Regions from separate parts of the Homo sapiens genome. Here region 1 is linked to region 2. The links are chromatin loops, found by intact Hi-C in ENCODE. Cell type or tissue: dorsolateral prefrontal cortex. All regions are shown on one strand. Each heading gives the region's core, and the rest is flanking DNA. Links, peaks and the distances in the headings are about the cores only.

What was found. Hi-C counts contacts between places; a loop is a spot of excess contacts. Peaks named below come from ENCODE experiments on the same cell type or tissue, not always from the same donor. Only the 100,000 strongest peaks of a DNase experiment are listed, where the experiment ranks them.
Region 1: a loop joins it to region 2, with 3 times the contacts of the local background. A loop is called at or near these places in 13 of 110 quality-filtered maps.

The regions. Positions count from the first base shown.
Region 1 is chr10:111,081,564-111,091,814 of GRCh38, forward strand. No RefSeq gene overlaps it. Among named protein-coding and RNA genes, the nearest start is that of ADRA2A, 9.7 kb to the left of the region's middle. In dorsolateral prefrontal cortex, for the core only: no CTCF peak of the experiment used is centred there; a DNase peak (open chromatin) is centred at 4,328.
Region 2 is chr10:111,201,502-111,211,752 of GRCh38, forward strand. No RefSeq gene overlaps it. Among named protein-coding and RNA genes, the nearest start is that of HEAT2, 92 kb to the left of the region's middle. In dorsolateral prefrontal cortex, for the core only: no CTCF peak of the experiment used is centred there; no DNase peak of the experiment used is centred there; H3K27me3 peaks cover 3,048 bases.

The DNA.
Region 1 (10,251 bases), core at 1,799-6,798, 120 kb before region 2:
ATCAAAGTCTGCTCTGCTGTCTAGGAGGGCTTATGGCCCTCATACTATGGTAATGGCACTTTGAAGCTGGAAGGGGCCTTAGTGATCCAGGAGTCCAACCCCTCATCTGACAGATGAGAAGGCAAATGCAGATGCAAGAGGAAGCGACTTGCTCAGGATCCCAAGGCGCTAGGTGACAGGGCTCTGGCTCCAGGCTGCCCGGGTTAGGGCGCAGCTGAGAGATGTGTAGTAGTAGTTCTGTGTGTGTAGTCAGATGCAGTACTGATGAATAGCCACTTATGGAGGAGGGGGGTTTGAGGGGCAAACACAAGCGTCAGGTTGTGGTTTTGGGGGAGGCCAGCTTTTGTGAGCCCAGTCACCTGTAATATGTGCGGACCAGCTTTGGACACCCCCCAGAAGCAGGTCCTCTGCACCCTCTGGGCCATGCAGCATCTCCTCATCTTCCTTTGCTTCTCTCGTGCAGGAGAGGGTGTCTGTGTATGCAGCAGTGGGAGGGTAGAGAGCCCTGAGAAATGATCTGGGCACTGAGGGGCCTGGGAGAGGGAAGACCATGGCTCTGAGGGGGTGAGGAGTTCCTGCCGTCACCTGGATCCTCTGAGCCGGCACACAGGAGGATGGCCAGGTGCTGGGCTCCAGTGACCCTGGCTCAGAGGCTTCAGAAAACAGCCTCCTGGCCTGTGGTGCCACGGCTGGCTCCCTGGTCTGGTTCTGTGGCCTGCTCCCCATCCCACCCTCACCCCAGCCTCTCCTCTCCCTCCTCACTCCAGTGTACCCATTGCCCCAAAGGCAAACAGTGCCAGACAACAGCCTGCCTGGCGAGCCCCCAGGACCCAGGCTGTGTGTCCCAGCCACAGGAGCAGATACAAATACTGCTTGCTGTTGACTCTCAGCTCTGTCCTGTCTGTCAGGGAAGTGTTTGCCTTGCCTCCACCCGCCGAGGGGGAAGAAGCATGGGCTGAGGTGCTACACGGAGGGGCCTCTGGTGTCATGCTCCCTCCTCCTCGATACAGAAGCAGAGAAACCTCAGAGGTGGATGGAGGTTGCAGAAAGTGGGGGAGAGAGGGCTGGAGCCCAGGCATGGGTGGGTTTCTGAGTTCACAGTAGGAATCACTGTTTATTCATTTGCAAAGGGCTCAAGCAACAGTCTGCCAAGGTGTGGGGTGGGGAGGGAAATTAAGGTGAAATGGCTCCCACAGGGATCTTGGCTTAAAGAGCTAACCCCACATTTTCCTGTGCATAGTATCTGTTCCCGAGTATCTGGGCCAAGAGGGTCTGTCTTCGTGGCCGAATCTCCTGTTTTATGTAACTTTGGTTGGGATATTGAAAGCCATTGGCTTTTGGGTCTGAAGTGTGTCTTGCTAGATTTACTCGTGCAAGTGTGCTGGGTTGGGGGAAGGGTAGTGCCTTCATTTGAGCCTGGGCACAAGCACAGTCTCCTCCTCCCCAAGGCTTTGTTCAATTTCTTCTATGCTAAAAGGCTGGGGGAGAGAATGATGAAAACGTGGCTTGGGCTTTCCCCTGTCTATGACTGTATAATCAAATCAGAGATTTAGAGCCAGAAGCATCCTCATCAATCCTTAACTCTTACCTTGTAGTGGCAGATCAAGGGACCTGAGACCTAGAAAAGCTGTTGGTTATGTAGCATTCCAGGAGCCCCTGAGCCCACTCTTCCATGTGACTCTCCGTCTGATGCCATATGCACCCAACATGAATTCTATTTTGTTTTGGGATGTGGTGAGTTGCTAATCAACCCCAGAGGATCCCCTGTGCCTGCTTTGTGTCAAGGACCATCCTAGGCATTGCAAGGCAGTTCTCTTCCTTCCCTGCATGCACTGTGCAAAGCTCACCACTTGTCCCTGTGGAGTGAGATTAGGGCCTGCCTCTGCCCTCTGGAAGCTTTGGAGCTACATGGGGAGACAGGATGTTCCTGTGAAAAGCACTCATTAGCCACACACAGTGACAGTGTGGCAGTGGGGGAGAGGATGCTGTGTGCCCACCAAGGGTAATAGGCATCTGTACTGTGAGTGAGCAGTGGGGGAGAGGTGGCTGTGGCTGGGAGCTCAGGGCATAGAATGTGGGAGTTGGGATGTCCACACTCTGAGAAGGCTAGGCCCGCGAAGGAAGCTCTGGTTCTAGCAGCTGAGTCCTGTGGGACCAGTGCCAGGCCTGGGCAGTGGCACCTAGGCCCAAGTCAGACCTCAGCTTTCATCCAACCTCATCTTGGGGATGGCATGACAAGGTCCTGTCCCCATTTGGGGACACCTGTAAGGAAGTCTACGTCCTTGACTCAGTAGCATAATAGGATCCAGGTACCGAGGTCCAGAGCCCAGTGCCAGGTTAGCCCTTTGGCCTCTGCCCTGGGCCCTGCCACCCCTCACAGTGGGCCTGAGAGTCCAGGGTGCAGGAAGGGGCACCTTCCTTAGCAGAGGGCACGCGCGAAAGGGAGGCCACGTCAAGTCACGGAGCAAAATCACTAACACTCAGATTTGTTTTGGAAATAGCATTGATCTATTTGATTACCAGAAATCCTGGGGCTTAGAGTTAGTTAAATACAAAAAAAATAGAACAGGGTCTGTTGGAAATAGCCTAGACTGAGGATTAGGAGGCCTGCGTTCTAGGCCCAGTTTTGTCTTTTACCAGCGATGTGGTCTTGAGCAAATCCCTCTCTGAGTCCCTGCTTCTTCATTTATGAAATGCAAGTGGTTGGTCTAATATTATTTAACAGTGTGTTCTGTGCAGTTAATTCAACTACAAAATCTATATTATCTACATTATCTATTGACATTATCATTCTATCTGTCTCTACTGTCTGTCACCTACGTATCATCTCTTCCCTGTCTGCCACCTATCTGGTGAAATGCTGGGGTAAGCAGTCTTTAATAGGTACATCTCCTTCAGGATCTCTCAGAGCCTTTAATGTGCCTATGTGGTTTCCGATTGTCTGAGAGAGGATGACGTGGTGTGCTGTTTCCCAAACTCCCTGGACTGTGGAATTTCATTTTTTTTTTTTTTTTTAACAGAGCATCTCAGAGACTCATGTTTGCTGGAACTCTTGTTGGGTAATACTGGGTTAAGGGATCTCACGGGGCTTTTCTGATGATCCATTTTATAATTCTATGAAATGCCGGTCTGCTCTCTCCTTCTGTCCAGGCCATGGGTGAGGCACACTGGACAGGGCCAAGCCATGTGCTCTCTGTAGGGAGATCTGGCGCTAACGGCCATTGGCCTTATTGAGGCTGGGGTAGAAGTGAGGGTTTGGTGTGTTTTCCAAACATAGGCTAAGCCTATGTGTATGTGTGTGTAACATGTGAGCGTGTATGGGTGTGTGAGTGTGTATGTATCTCTGTGTGCGTGTAAACAGGCACCAATGGACACTGAGGACCACTTTGCTCACCTGGGCCTGGCGTGGAAGCATCTGGGCAGTTGAGGGTATATGTGTACACACCAGGGGAAGAGGTCACAAAGGGAATTAAAGGGGAGTGTGGTGCGTCTCACTGGTTGTCATGTCAGTTGGCCCCTCCCTGCCTGCGAGTCTGCTCCCCCGAGGTGGAATGCCACTCCCCTTCTAGGGCAATGGAGCCAATCTAGGAGGAGGATGGGATGATGCAATGTGCGCATTCTGGGGCAGCCAACACTGCTTCTCTGGCAGGCATATTCTGTAGCCTCCAGGCTGTCCTGTTCTCTGTGGAAGGAGCAGTTTATCTGACTACAGAGAATTCTGGAGGGGATGGGAGGCAAGAGTGAGAGGCTGTTAATGTTGTCCCCAGGACTTGAGACCTCTTTAAAATCTATACCTGAGAAAAACAAGATGGCACCCTGTGAAGGGATGAAAGAAGGGGAATTGAAAACGGACTGTTCGCAAGGTACAGGCAGGGTTAAGAGAAACTTACAAGGGCCAGGGAAGTACCCTGGGACATGCACAGTGGGAAGCTGTCAGCACCTTCAGAAGGGGCGAGGTGCTACCCACACTACTGGAACTGGGACTTCGGGGAAGGATGCCTGGCAGGCATTGCTGGCAGAGGACCCCTGCAGCCATTGCTAAGCTGGGTCTGGACAGGGAGATTGCAGAGAGAATCGGCACATTCTCCACTCTCACTCCTGCACCCTGATCTGCTGGTGGCTGTCCTTAGGCAGAACTCAGAAAGCACAGAAGAAAGAGTAAGGGGGCGGCTCACAGGGCTCAACCTTCCAGGGCCCAGCATGGACAAGGGCAGAGACTATAGCTGGAGGTGCAAGTAGAGAATATCTACTGTAGAACCCAAAGCCTGAGAAAGGCAGAGTAACAGCACTTTGGGGAACAGGCTGGAGGGAGGCCAGCTGCCTGCTTTCTGCAGTTTGTCCAAGGGCCAGCTGCTTGGGTCACTGGGCATCTGTAGAAGAAAAGCACAGGCCCTCCTTCCTCCCTGACTATGCAGATGCAAGGCTGTGTGTGGGGTTATTATGTGTGTGTGTGTGCGCGTGCGCGCACACACACACACACATACACTCCCCTTCCCTGTCTTCCCTGCAACCTGGTCAGGTGAGAGAGAGAGAGCCCCAGGGACCCATGTGGCTGGCTCTTGGCCACAGTTCTCTGGGTAATCCCCATCCCATGTCTGTGGCTCAGACACAGCTCAGAGCTGCCCAGCAGTGATGGCCACTGAGGCTGGGGCCCGGGTGAGGGGAGATGAGGACTGGCCCAGGCTGATGTCCTCACCTGTCCCCTGGTTACACTGGGGAGTCTGCTGCTCTGTTCTCAGCATGCTCCCTGAACACACTTAAGGGATTATTTTTTATGCCCTAGCCCTAGAGGAGACACGGAGACATTTAATGAATGAATGATAGAGTCCTTCCTTCCTTTATTCATTCAACTATGTTTTGGAGCTGCCCCAAGCTAATGTCACTAACATCCCTCTGTTTGTACTAGGTGTTGGGGTAGAGTGGGGAACAAACTAATTAGGATCTTTACCTCACAGAGCTTCTTTTATTGGGGGACAGCTTCCTCTTGTGTTGGGGCAGAGCTTCTTTTGTTTCGGGAGAGCTTCTTTTGTGGGAGAAGAGCTTCTTCTTTTGTTGGGGGAGAGCTTTTTATTTTGTGAGGGGGAGAACTTCTTCTTTTGTTGGGGGAAGAGCTTCTTTTGTGGTGGGAGCTTCTTCTTTTGTGGGCTCCAGCAAGTGGTAAGCCTGGTGATGCAGGTGCCAGGGTGGGTGGGGAAAGCTAGCCCAGATGAAGGCATTGGGGAGGGAGCCCAGAGAAGTGTGCAGCCAGATGAGAGATGAGAGATGGGCAGGAATAGGTCCAGCGAAGGGACTGGGAGTGCCAGGGGTGGGGGACATTGCATATTCAAGCAACTTATGAAGTCCACTTTAATAGGACCATGAGATGTGAAAGTGGCGAGGCTGGAGGAAGATAGTCCAGATCATGCAGCTGCAGGTAAAGGATTTTATCTTGAGGGCATGGGGAGCCATGAGAGGTTTTTTAGGCAAGGGAGGGACCTGATCAGATTTTTTTTGGTTCAGAACAATCATTCTGGCTGCTGGGTGGAGACTGATTGGGGAGGGTTATTGGGAGCAGTAATTCAGTCAAAGTATTAATAGCCTGACTAGGTTGCTGACACCACAGGGAAGGCCAGGAGCCCTCACTCCCTCAGGGTCACCCAGTGGCAGCGCCAGTGTCTGTGCAGACCCAGATATTGGGATTTTAGAGCTTCCCCTGCCTGCAAAATACTGTGAACCACTGCTCCTACCCTCCATGAATTTCCATCTTCAAGGAGTGGCTCCTTGGCTCAGAGCTTCCTATTCATGGTCAAATGCAAACATCTCCTGGAGTGTGAATTCAGTCAGTCATGGTGGTATGTTGACCTAACAGGCCACGGGACCTGACCTGGTGTGACGCGCTTCTCGTTTCCGAATGTCACCTGTCTTATCGACACAACCAGCCAGGGAGGATTTGAGGAGAGACCGTGGAGCACAAGCATGTCATGTCCCCAAAGATTAGTTGATTATGAAGGGTGAATGAGAGCTTGCAAGGACTCACCCCGGCCAACCCCATGGATTCTGCTTGGGATCAGAAGATCTGATAAGCCCCAAATCTGGAACTTGTGCTGCTGACTCCTGTTCCGGGCTGTTCAGGCCCTCAAAGATAAAAGTCATCCATTTCCAAGAAGTTAGGGAACCTGTGACTTGACAGAGATGTCTACTTTGCCCGCCGTGAGGAGCTCTCAGCAGCGAACTCACTGCTCTTGGCTGGGCCTTTTCCTATGACCCTCCACATTTGCTTGTTTGCCTGAAACCTAATCCTTCCATTTTTTAAAAATATATTTTTTAATTGTACTTTAAGTTCTAGGGTACATGTGCACAATGTGCAGGTTTGTTACATATGTATACATGTGCCATGTTGGTGTGCTGCACCCATTAACTCGTCATTTACATTAGGTATATCTCCTAAAGCTATCCCTCCCTCCTCCCCTCACCCCACAACAGGCCCCGGTGTGTCATGTTCCCCTTCCTGTGTCCAAGTGTTCTCATTGGGATTTTGAACACTTACTTGGAATGGAGCTGTCCCTCCCAGGAGCCCCCAGAGAGGGCAGCCCAGGTGAAGGCATTGAGGACGGAGCTTTGGGTTCTATATTAGATATTCTCTACTTGCACCTTTGGCTATAGTCTCTGCCCTTGTCCATGCTGGGCCCTGGAAGGCTGAGCCCTGTGAGCTGCCCCCTTACTCTTTCTTCTGTGCTCTCTGAGTTCTGCCTAAGGGCAGCCACCAGCAGATCAGGGTGCAGGAGTGAGAGTGGAGAATGAGCTGATTATCTCTGCTCTCTCCCTGTCTGGACCCAGCTTAGCAATGGCTTCAGGGGTCCTCTGCCAGCAATGCCTGCCAGGCATCCTTCCCCGAAGTCCCAGTTCCAATAGTGTGGGTAGCACCTCGCCCCTTCTGAAGGTGCTGACAGCTTCCCACTGTGCAATTCCCAGGGAGGGAATGGCTGGTATTGCTGAGAAGGGCACTTTAAAGCTAAAACTTTGGAATCAGGAAGACCTGAATTAAAATCCTGGTTTCATCACATAGCTTTGGTTTAACCTTGAACAGATGGCTAAGCACCAGTTTCTCCACATGTAACTTGTAGAAGAAGTTGCCAGTGTTTTGGTAGGTTGCTTAGGCCTATGCTTGGCATCTGGTAGAGGCTCAGTAGTGCTAACGTTTTCTTCTCTAGTTTGGGAGTTGGGTGGTTCCTTTTACTCCTGTAACTGCCCTGGGCTGAGGTGGGCTGGGTGGGGCAGTGTTTTAGGGTGATTTGTGACAGAGATTTGACCACTTAGGTCTTAGCTTTCTCTTTTTCCAGCCTGATGGAAGACCTTGTGTCTTCAATAGCACAAGAGGGTGGGCCTAGAAGAGCTCCAGGACCCATACGAGACCTGTAACGACCACGATGCATTTCTAGACTTGAAACTGAGATCTCCTGGTGCCAGGTTAGTGCTCCTTGCTGCTTCGCTGCACCCCAGGTCATTTTAACTATCTTCTGAACATAATGCTCATTTCTGCCTCCATAACTCTGCTTAGATTCTCCTGCATGTGGAATGCCACATACGTGATCCCTCTGCTGCCTCCCAAAATCACACCACACTTTAAAGCCAAGATACACCACCACACTTTTAAATTTTAATAGTGGAAAGAACCTGGGGTTTGGCATCAGTTATACTGAGGCTTAATCCTTGGGTCTGTCTTCCTGTCAGTTCCACTCTCCATCTCCAAAGGTGGCAAATGCCCAATAGGGGTACATGGTGGAGGGCACCGTGCTGCTGCTGAGAGGAGCTACTCATGGGCCTGCCCCCTGCCCTCCCATTCTGGAAAGCTCTGAGGGAGGGTCTTTTCATCACTCTTTCTTCTCATTCAGATGGATTGGGGCCAGAGACTGGTATCTTCCCCAGTTCTTCTGTGCCCACTACTGGAGAGCTTTTGGTGAGAAGAGTTTCAGAACTAAACCAAAAGGGCCGGGTGTGGTGGCTCATGCCTGTAATCCCAGCACTCTGGGAGGCTGAGGCAGGTGGGTCATTTGAGGCTGAGAGTTCAAGACCAGCCTGGCCAACATGGTGAAACCCTGTTTCTACTAAAAATACAAAAATAGCTGGGCATGGTGGCGCATGCCTGTAATCCCATCTACTTGGGAGGCTGAGGCATGCGGATTGCTTGAACTCAGGAGGTGGAGGTTGCAGTGAGCAGAGATCATGTCACTGCACTACAGCCTAGGTGATACAGGGAGACTCTGTCTCAAAAAAGAAAGAAAGAAAGAAGTAAGAAAAGACGTAAACCTAAAGGAAATCCTAAGACATGCAGATTTTCCCCTTAGAGGGGAAAGGTTTCTCCCATCTAAGCTACCCCTAACTCATGAGTTCTCCAAAGCTCTTCAGCATGGGGCTATGAAGAGCTTAGATTTTGGTTTCTGATGGACTGGGGTTTGCATCCTGGCCTCAACTCTGGCAGTCTATGTGACGCTGGACAAGTTGTTTTTTCCCCATGGCATCAGGTAAAAATGGGTAAAATATTACCTATCTCATGGGGCTGCTGTAGAATTAAACGAGGTGATGACTTTGCAGTAATAACTCAGCATTGGATATAGAAGATGGCTTTGGTCCTGTGAGCTGTAGGTCTGGGGGCAGGGCTGCCTCTGTGTAATCTCTGGACACTCTTCGATTCCATCTCCAACACTTGCTTCCTGCTCCCCCAGTTTTGTGGAATGTGGCCTGTGGATCCATATTTCACTTCAGGGCCGCGCCAGAGTTCCCTGTTTTTGTCCCAGTGTAAGTTCTGAAAGGGCAGAGCAAATAGGAGGAAGTGAAGGGAGCTAATTGGAGTACTTTCTTTACTGCTTTATGCTTTGGTTTACTCATATGTAAAAATTTTTGTTTGCTTTTTTGGTAAGAAACAAACAAGTTAATGTAAGTTAAGTGTTTAGAACAATGTCTGGTGCAAAGTAATTGCTCAGTAATGATTAGCTATTATTTACTTATTTATTTGGCACTTACTGTGAATTTGTCACTGTGCTAAGTCCTGAGGATACAAAATGGGAAAGATCTAATTCCTGTCCTGAGTTTCATGTTGGAGATAAAGTTAATAACTAGAGTAACTCACTGTGTTATAGGCAATGGCAAGAAATTAGAAACAGTAGTTCTCACCAATAATAGGGGATTAACTGCAACGTTTATTTCATTTATATACTGGAATATTTTGTGTATTTAAGAAGAAAACCAATCTATGTGAAAACTGTTCATAATACAGATTTAAGAGAAAAAGACAGATGATAACCAATACAGTATGATCTCATAGAAATTGAAACATTAAAAAACAAAAAAACTGGAAACACCAAACTGTTAGTAGTTACCTGTGGGTGGAGTGTTTGCAGTCAATTTTTTCCTAAAATTTTCATCTTACATTTTTCTGTAATCATCATGTATAACTTTTGTAGCAAAATGAAAAATTCTTTGAAAGCATGAAGGAAACACTATAGTGTCTCCAGTTTAGAGGGAAGATATGTTATGTCTATTGAAGAAATGAAGGCTGTGATGAGAGAAGATGGACATAATCATTCATAAAAATTCAAAAATAGATGTTTACAGCAGAAAAAAAAACCAGTTTCACCAAAAAGGAAATCAACACAATGGGAAAATACATTAGGTAGAAAATATTCAGAAAAATTTCCAATCCTGCACATTTAAGACTGATTCCTTATAATAAGAGGAGTTTGATATCAATGTTGATGATCGGCACATAGGGAAGTAAATGCATCTCCATTTGGTTAATGGAAAAACTTTCTAGCAATGAAAGAAATGAGCCTGAGAACAACTGTGGGATATCTCACAGTAAAAAAAAATATGGAAATAATAAAATCGCATAATAAAATCACAGTAAAAAGGAGAAATCATAGAATGCAAGGCCAGGAAAGCCACGGCTGTGCTGGAGGTCGACAGCAGGTGTCCGTTCTGACTGCTGCATGCTCATGCTCTATTGGGTGCTAATATTTTAAATAGCCCACCTAGAAACACATGTCTTCATACATACCTGGTATGATATGTAAATTGGGCCTTATCTTCTGGAGAGAAATCTGGCAATATTGTAAGATGAGCCATAACATTACTTACAATATTATTTTTCTCCACTGTCACACTCTTGAAAAACACTCACTAAAGAACTAATATTAAGAGAAAAAAGATGCCCACAATAATGCTGTCTATGTTAGCAAGCATTGAAAACTATCCAATGTCCACTCATAGGGACAT
Region 2 (10,251 bases), core at 2,953-7,952:
CCCTCATGTTCCTTGTTCATGATGGCTCCTTTACCTGGGCTTTTTCCACTGAGGCCTGAGCGATGATAAACTGGTTTCTGAGAGAAGACCCAGGAGTACTTTGTCTTGATTTAATATCAACGGACACTTTGGGAGGCCGAGGTAGGTGGCTCACTTGAGGTTAGGAGTTTGAGACCAGCCTGGCCAACATGGTGAAACTTCATCTGTACTAAAAATACAAAAATTAGCCAGGTGTGGTAGCACATACTTGTAATCCCAGCTACACGGGAGGCTGAGGCAGGGGAATTACTTGAACACAGGAGGTCAAGGTTGCAGTGAGCTGAGATCGTGCCATTGCACTCCGGCTTGGGCGACAGAGTGAGACTTCATCTTAAAAAAATAAAATAAAATCGGAGCTTCCTGGGCACCCAGAAATGGAAAGAGAGAGATACAGGGGCTTTTCCAAGCCACACACTCTTCATGTGAGGCAGCAGCTTTCTTCTACACACCTCCAACCCCTCTTGTAATGTTTCTGAGAAAAGAATTTCTGTTAGTATAGTGCTGACTTCACCCACGGGCAGATAACATACACGCTTAAGGTGTCAGCAAGACAGACATCCCAATGAGGAATTCATTTTCTTTTAATGTCAATATCGATATTCATACACATGGGACGCAGAGGTAGGTACCATATAATATACATAGATCTTAAAATGAGACCAATTGCCCATGAATATCAATCTTTTCCTATATCTACATCTATCTACATACATATATATACTGGAATGATGTGGGGTAGCAGTTGGGGCCTCAGAGCTTTCGTGTGTCCCTGAGGAGATAGGTTCCTTGACTATTGTAAACCCTGGGATGGACACCATGACCACCTGCAGCATTCTTTTCCCTGCAATTACTGAATAAGGAGGGGAAAATAAATCTTTCTGGGGGGAAGCTTTTCCCCCCAGGGCCTTTTCCAGATGTCCTAGATGTCTCAGGGTGGTGTGACAAGCAGCTCAGGACTTCCTTGCCATTCACAGTGTGGAGAGGTGCCTGTCTTGTTGTGACAATGGTCAACCAAACACCCTCAATTTGGGTCCAGCTGGGTGTGAGTGTGACAGTAAGCACAGTGAGTTTGGAATCTGTTGAGTTTCATGATTTTTTTTTTTTATTCCTAGGCAATTTGCTAATTTCTAACAATTCCAGAAACGAATTCACCCTTGACTCATTGGGAAAATGTGTAGGATGTGAACTGGGAGCCAGGGAGTCCTGGGTTAAACTGTCAGCTCTTGCACTGGTCAGCTGTGTGAACTTGATAGTTACTTAATCTCTCTGCGATTCAGTTTCCTTGTCTGTAAAATAAAGCATAACATGGCCTACTTCACAGAGTTGTTAGGATGCCTAAGAAATGTTCTCTTCCCTCCCTAACCACCACCCTTCTTTTCTGAATTCCTTCCTCCTTTCTTTTCCTCCATCCTTCCCTCAGATTCTACTGTTTCCCATACCAAATCTTGGTATATTTTTTGGGAAAGATCCAAAAACTCAGCTGGAGGAGGAGCACAGACAGAGCCCATGGATGGGGCTGGCTGGGAGAACGCTACGGGCATGGGAGGGCCCAGCAGGCAGGGTTGTCTAGGTAGGGAAGGTTAGATCAGGATTTGGGGTCCTGCAGCCTACCGAGGGCAGAAGGCCTGGCTGTGCACCCCACTTCTTGTTAACAGAGTCAGGGGCCTCCTGGAAGATACTACACACCACTCATGGGTCACGATCAGAGACTTCAGATGACTTTGACTGTGGGTGACTGCAGCAGGTGTTCAGAGTGGGGAGGGCCACTCCAGGAGTCCTGGAGTCCATCTTGTGACCCAACAGGATTACGCCGAAGGGCACTTGGGAGAGTTGGATGGGGACAAGTCTCCTTCGGATTGTGTAGGACTCTCCAGCTCCTTTTCTGAAATTTCGGTTCTAATTTCTTTCTCACCGTTGCTTAGCCTTGCTCCAAATCCGCAGAATGCACTGGGAATATGGATCACATTAGAACCACTTGAGTGTCATTCTGATTATTTGCCACGGCTAATATGGATATTTTTCTAAAGCAAGCTCAAAGGAGAATGAATGTATGTTCTCTCCAAATTAATTTGTTGTGAAAACAAAGTCACTTCAATTCCCTGGATTCCTTTAAATACTTGATCTTTCCTCCAGTTTTCTGGCCCTGGTCCTTCATGACCCATCTCTTTTCTGAGAACTTTTTCCTGGCTTAGAATCCCAGCCCTGCTCTGAATGAGGAAGAGGGGAGGCTGTCCCCAGATCACTTGGGAGGAGCCAATGGGAGCCACCCACCCCCAAGTCTTTTGAGCAATAGAGGCGCACGCCAAGGTCCTCAGCAGAGACTCTGTTTCTTAACATCTGTCTGAAAATAGCTTCCCTGTCATAAAGTAGGTCCCAAGGGGATTGTCAAACTGTCCAAGGAAACTATGTACATTTTATATATATGCATTACATATATAAAAATACATATGCATTATATATAAATATAAAACATATATAAAAATCATAAATTTTATCCATGTAATCTCCTGTATAGTTTGAATTTAGTTTGTTGGCTTTTGAAAATGAGTCATTTAATGTCAGCTGTTTTCTCAGATCCTTCTCAAACCTCCTTCTCCCACTCCCTCTCCAGCCTGGCTAGAGCCAGAATCAAAGCTGACACATAAGAGTATGTCCTGGTAGGAATTAGGGTTCGCTGGTGTTGCCCTTTCACCTGGCTTCCTGGCTGATTGGTCATGGCGTAGATCAGGGTATTGTGGATATTGTGAATAATTTTTTCTTCTATCCTTCTCATTTATTTTAAATTATTTTACTTATTCTTCAAGCATATATAAAATATTTGCTATATCCCAGATGCTGTGCTCAGTTCTGGAGGGAAGAGGGGTCTGAAATTGAATGTGGGTTGTGGCGTTGGCAAGGGCCTTGCAGATTGGTCAGAGGGATAAGCTATGTTCCCAACATTACAAAAGAAATAATAAATGACATTTGTTGAGTTCTTACTATTTGCTAGACTGCATTAACTGGTTTTCATATATGATTGTCTTTAATTTTTATAATACTCAAAGCATGTATTTTTCCCATCTTAGAGATGAGAAAGCAAAGGTTGGTGGAAGAGAATAGCTTGCTCCAGCTCCTAGGACCAGAGCAAGGATTTTAACCCAAATCCATCTAGCTCAAAGCCTGATAAGGTAAAAAGTGATCAGTACCACAGTAGTGATAATTCTTTTATTTCTCAGTTTCTTATCAAGAAAACAGGGATAGCCACCCTGCCATCCTCCTCACAGGGCTGTTGAAAGGATGAAAGTGAACATGAGAAAGTACATTGAGCTGTTTTAAGAGCCACAGGGAGGACCAGATGGCACTTTTGTGTGTGTGTGTTAGTTTATGGTTAGAGAGTCCAGGGAGAAAAGAATACAGCCTGTTTGACCTTTCCGCCCACATCAACTGCATCAGAATCTCTAAAGAAGTTGGGGGGCCCATGTGACGCCACGCTCATCAGCGGGGAGCAAATCCAGACCTGCCCTGTCCTAGCTATGTGACTGCTATGGTTTGACTGTTTACCCCTCGAATGTCATGTTGAAATTTGATCCCCAATGTTGGAGGTGGGGCCTCATGGGAGGTGTTTGGGTCATGAAGGTGGGCTTCTAATGAGTGTCTTGGTGTCATCCTCATGGTAACCAGCATGTTCTCTCTGTATGAGTTCCTGCCAGAGCTGGTTTGCAAAAGGAGCCTGGTGCCTCTCCTCTCCTCTCTTGCTTCCTCTCTCACCATGCTGGCTCTCCTTCCCCTTCCATCATGAGTGGAAGCAGCCAGAGGCCTTTACCAGGTACCCAATTGTACAGCCAGCAGAATTGCAAGCCAAATATTAAATCTTTCTTTCTTTATAAATTACCCAGTCTCAGGTATTATTTAATAACAACACAAACAAAGACAATGACCTTTGCCAAGTAAATTCTCCTTGGAGAGCCTCAGATGTCTCATCTGTAAGTCGGGAAAATGACACCTGCTCTTATAAGGATTGCAGTGACAATGGATCATGCCTGTTAAGCATTTGGCATAGGATGGATGCCTACTCAGGGTGTGTTGGATATCCCTTCCTTCTTCTGATTTTTCCACCTTCCTGGAGTCTTGCTTTCTCTGTAGTCCATATTGCAGTCCCACTTTCATGAGGACAAGTTAGCAGCATATGCTAAATTAATTTCTGAGATCTTGGCTACTAAGTGTTTATGGTTTAATAACCACCTTCCTGGCTACTGACAGAGGAAAGAGATGGGAAAACACTCAGAATCCATAGGGATGACTCTGTAACATGGAACTCCAGGCTCTACCAGAGGTTGGGGAGAAAATCACCATGTAGGAAGTGGCTAACTCTAAGCCCCTGCTAGGCTACCTTCTGACCGTTTGAGAACATCCAGTACTTGAAACCCTGCACCTAGCGTTTTTGTTTCTCTGCAGTTGTTTAGCTCCTCTTCTTTCTGGTCTCCTTTGCCTTGATTTTTCTCCACTAAAAAGTGGAGGAAAAACAGAAGGAAACAGCCATCTCCCTTCAAATGGGCTGTGTTCACAGTTTCCATGGAAAGAACCCGCCCCTTGAAGGGCGGCAGAAGAGGTGTTAGAGTCTGACAAATGTCAAGAGAAATTGATCACAGGAAGGTAAGATGCCAGGGAATCAATGCTGTCCCTCCTGGGGAGACACATTGGACAGACAAGCTGTCAGGAAGGACACGCACAGCTTGTACCTTGTAGCTGTGTTTGGGGTAGAGGAGGGAGCCACCTCCATCCATCTTTGTTTATTCAACATCCTCAATGTGTGCAGTATAGCTCTCAGTGATATGAAGGGTACATATGTGATCTCTGGCCCCAGGAGCCCCAGACTCACCAAGGAGGCAAAGCATAGAACTCAGGAAACTCTTGGCAACTCATCTTGAGGATGTTAGGTTCTCAGCCAAGGTTCAGGAGACCCAGAGGTGAGTTCATCCTACTAGGCTCAGAGCAGCTTCCTGAGAGAGCTGAGCCTGATAGCCATAACAGCAGGGGTGACTATTTTTTAAAGCCTGTTCACATCTTCTTTGCACAGAGTGAGACAAGTCAGACATGTTGCAATAAAACTCTGTTCATAACACTAGGGAAGGCTCATTCTGGTGCTTGGCATGCTAAGTGCTGTATGTCTGTCAGCTGCTCTAGTAAGTGTTATTATTTTGTTGTTGTGGTTTTCCAACCTTTTTGGTCAAAGTCTCAGACACCATGCCTGGGTGAGGCTGTCATTGCAGAGGTATACTGCTATGACTCACTTGAAAATCCTTTGATGGCTCTGAAGCCCAAATTTCATTGTGGTCCCCTCCCCAGGAAATTGCTGCTCTACTTATGGACTTAGAGAAGTTACTCTGTTCCTGGGCTCCTGACGACCTGTCCCAGGTCATCACGGCCATGCCCCTTGAACTGGATGCTTCTGCCATGCTGAGCTATCATGTGGGTCATGCGTACTCATGCCTTTGCCCAGGTAGCTCCTTCTATTCCTCAGAATGCTGCTTCCTCCCACCGTGCTCCACCTGGAGGACACCTACTCATCCTCAAAAGCTTCCAGCCTCAGCCCTTCCCCTGCACCTCTGCACAGTCTCAGCAAAGAAGGCTGAAGTGCTCCTCCTTTGTGTCCCAGCACACTGGACACACACTTTCATCACAGCAATTCCTTTGCATCAATTTTCCCACCAGCCTCTAAACTCCTTTAAGGGTGGGGACTGGACCTTGCTCACCACTCTTCCTTCACCCAGCTGCTAGCACTGGCCTGGTCCATGGTAGGTCTCTACACATGTTTGTTGAATGACTAAAGGACAATGAGGGGGATAGAAACAGCACCAGACTGAGAATCAAGGGACATGAACTCTAGACCAAACTTGGTTGGGGAGGAAAATAGCTTTGTGACCTTGGCCAAAGCAGCCCCACCTGTGTGAGATTACCTTCACAAAAGCACTTGGGAAGTACACATAAGAGGTCAAGGTTCACAGACAGCTGTCTTCATTTCAGGGTAGGCCTGTGACCAATGTGGAGAAGAGCCAGGGGACATGCTTCTCATCATGAATGGAAACACACAAAGGTTGGCTTCATTCCAAATATGAAGCCCTCAAAGCCAGTAATTTAGTTTAATCATCTACATGAATTGAATGTTTAGTTCCGGAAAAGATGCACAGCGCCTGGAGTTTGGTTCCAGTGCCCCCTGTTGGCTGGGCTGGATGACTTTGGGGAAGGCCTCTGACTCTTCAGGTACCGCAAACGTGCTTGTCTATTACTTGTCAAATGTAATTGTCAAATGTAGCTGCCCTCACAAGGATGCTGCAAGCATCACGGCAGGTGATTAACAGGAAAGCACTTGGGAAGCCATGGGGTGCTTAGAAACAGAGGGGTTGCAGGAGTGGCTGCTGTGGGAGGCCCCCCATCCCTCCACCCCAGGTGCTGAGAGTCTCGGCCTTGAGGGTGCACAGCTGTGGCCTTCTCCTGAGACCTGTCCTCAGGGGTACAGGTGTCTCATCACAGAGCATCCCCTCCACTCTCCCTACCTCTGACAGCCCCAGGCATGGCAGATGACATGGAGGAAGGCTGGCCTCCTTGCCATAGGAGGGGAACAATGTGTGGTGCAATTGGTGCCCCAGCATGCTCCTCCAGGGTAGCCTGTAAATCCCTAAGCAGTGTCTCTTAAGTGCATTGCTGTCATAGTCATTCGGTAAGTTCTCCAGAGAAGGTCATCTAATCGTATATCAAATATCAAAGTCAATAATAGAATAAGAGTGACTATAGCTTTCAAACACAGCCTTCACAGCCCTGGGGTTCTGGAGGCATGCCACTGGGACTGCTGGTGTGTGTGTGTGTGTGTAAAAGGGAGCCCAGAGGGTGGTGAGGGCTCCCCTGGACTATTCACCCTCCACATTTTGATGATGAGGCAGCTGAGGCCCAGAGAGGTGAAGTGGTTTCCTCAAGATCACACAGCTAGTCAGAAGCAGAGCAGCGTTCAGAACTCAGCTTCCCTTAATCCAAGATGAATACCTTTTCCATGGCACCTCTCCACCAGCCAGAGCCCTGCCAGGAAACACAAGTCTGATGGATGATTTGGTGAAAGGAAGACTTTCAGAGCAATGGGCAGGGTTATGAGGATCAACAAGGGATATTGAGGCACCCACAGACAAGCAAGAGCAGGGGTCTTTACCACCTCTTGGCTTGAAGCATCAAGGTCAGAGAACAGTGTTATTGGAACCCAGTGAGAGCTGAGGGGGGAGAAGTGGCTGCCCAGTAGGGGCTGACGTGCAGAGGGGAGAAGACCCTGCCAGCACAGTGGCCCAAAGAGGGCCCTCTGACCCCTACCCGACCCTCGAATCTTCTTGCCTGCTGGTAGGCAGGCAGCAAAGGAGCCCTGAAGATGCATTTCCTGGAGGCCACCCCCAGGGCAGAGAAGGATGGAGATTGATGCCAAGGAAGCAAACAGAATGACCAGCACAACTTCATGATGCAGCCATTCCCTCCATTCAGGGTAGTGGACGGTGACAGGGCAAGACTCCAGCACATTGCAGGGCAGCTTTCCTGGTCCCTCTGTGTAATTTGTAGTGAATTTGGTATTTGTGAATGTGCCTCGTGTTCCCTCAGCTTCAGAGCCATCTACTGTTCTGAGAGGGGCTTGTCTTCCTGAGGACCATGGTGGAGGAAAATGCTCCTCTTGTGAGACAAAGGGAATGAGTGACAGGACAGAGAATTTCCTGGACGGCTCTGTACCAGAAATGTACCAGGTTCCACAGTAGATGGGCTCTGCAGAGTTGGCATGAGTGATTCACAGGAGTGTGCTTGGTGAGTTTGGACAAACATTGAAATTGGGTTTTGCTAACAAAGCCCTACTCCACCATGAACAGGCAGGGTACCTTGAATCCTAATTTTCAGATTCTGAGGGACAGCATTTGCATGCTGTCTCTATGAAGAACTTTATTCAAAGCTCACTATTGATTGTGGTCTTGCAGGTCCTAAAGAGAAAACTTGCTTCTACAGAAATTTATGATTCATGAAATGCTGTCTCCTTTATAAATTCTTACCCCTGAGAAGCAGACCCTCTCCTTGGCAGGAGTTCTTCAGGGAATACCCTGGGGACCAAGCAACACTCCAGTTATTTTTAAATTGAGCATATTCACACTGATTTCAAGGACAGTGTATGCGCTTATTGATTCAATAAACATGATCCTGCATAAGGAATTATTGAGTAGAAGGCTATGCTGGAAGGTGGAATTGAGAATCTGCCCTCACGTTCCCAGAACTCAACAGGACCAAAGGAAGTGATGCACGTTGAAACTATGATTCTGTTTTACACGGTCAGGCATAGAGCATCTGCCACTACAGCCTGTTGGCTGCTTGCCTTGCCATGCAAATTTGCTTTCCATCCAGGCCAATTTGCTCTAGTGAGGGTCTCCCTGGATGTCATTAGCAATGCTTTATCTTCTGATTATGTGAGGAGTGTTGTGTCTCTGAACATTATTGCCTGCAGATTCTGGTGAGTGCAGTGAAGAAAGTTGATGGTATCTCAGTAGATCGTCTTATTGACCCTTGGGAAGTTTCTTCCTCTCCTTTGCATTCTTTTACTAGGGCTTTAGAAAATCTGTTTAACTTCGAGATATTCCCACATTATATAGGCTGGATATGCAAACATCAGCCTACAAGGATCAGCTCTTTGAAATGTCTCATAAGTCTTAGCAGAAATTGTTAGAGAAGCTGAGGTACAGCTTAGCTTATGTAATTATATGGACAAGCTGGGCGTGGTGGCTTATGCCTGTAATCCCAGCACTTTGGGAGGTTGAGGTGGGTGGATGACTTCAGTGTAGGAATTTGAGACCAGCCTGGGCAACATGGCAAAACCCCATCTCTACTAAAAATACAAAAAATTAGCTGAGTGTGGTGGCACATGCCTGTAGTCCCAGCTACTCCAGAGGCTGAGGCGGGTGGGTCACTTTAGCCTGGGAGGTCAAGGCTGCAGTTAAGTAATGATTGTACCACTTGGGCAACAGAGTGAGACCCTGTCTCTCTCTCTCTCTATATATATATATATGAACAAGCTAAGAATGCCTCTACCTTTTAGTGTTTGGTAGCGGTGACAACTTATCAGCCATTTCCTTTTCATTCCTCTTTTACTCAATAAATATTTATTGAGAAACTATTGTGCATAAGGCATGTGGTAGGCACTGGGGATATGGCTATAAAAGAGAACCAAAAAATCCTGTGTAAGTGTAGCTTTTTATTTAAAATGTGTTGGAATCTTTTGGTTCATCCATCCATCCATCCCCCATCATCTATTCATATGTTTGTTTCACATTGACTTGCATTACCACATAGTTCCATGTGGCTGAAAGAGCTTCAGAGAAACACTAAGCCCCACGCCATTATCTATAATTTAGCTAACAGGTCAAGTATATCTACAGCCTATGCAGACTGTGGAGACCATGGTGCCTGAGACCCTGTTAGTAGGACTGGAGGATTGGGGTATAATGTTTCCCATGTGATGAGAAGGATATAGAATGTCATTTGAAAGAGGGAGAAAATCTTATGGTCCATAACTTTTCTCTGGTAGCTCTTGATATTTAAATTTATAACCTTTCATTGATTGCTGCATGCATTCATTCAAGAAATGTAGATTAATCTTCGGCCATTTGCTAAGTAATAGGAATATAGAGATGAATACAATGTCATCTGTACCTTCAAAGGGTCACAGGCTAGAAGATTAATCTAATCCTCAGGAAATATGAAGCTAGAAATCAAGATGTGTCTCCTTTGTTCTCCAATCTCAAGCTATTTGACAGTTTGAAAGAAGTGCTCTTTGTGTACTCATGACTCTTTTCCCAGAAGGTTGGGTCAGGTTCTCAACATCCCGTAGCAGTGGACTTCAGCACCTGCACCTGCACCTTTGGGATCCCTTGGTGGCAGGGTTTCTGGCAATCAAATGTTCATGTAGACTTGGGCTGGGTGTGGAAACCCAAGGGTAGCATAGAATTTTTCAGCTGGCGTTCTGGGGCCAAGACTGCCCAAACGTAAGTCTAGCTCTTTGCTTACTAGTTGGATGACCTCAGGCAAAGTTACTTACCTCTTTTTCCTCCCATTTACTCATATGTAAAATGGAGATAATTATAGTCTGTAAATCATATGTAGATCTCTTCTGTATGGAAGTGTGGTGGTGGGGCACGTGATTGTGTATTTCTTAAAATGCATAGAATG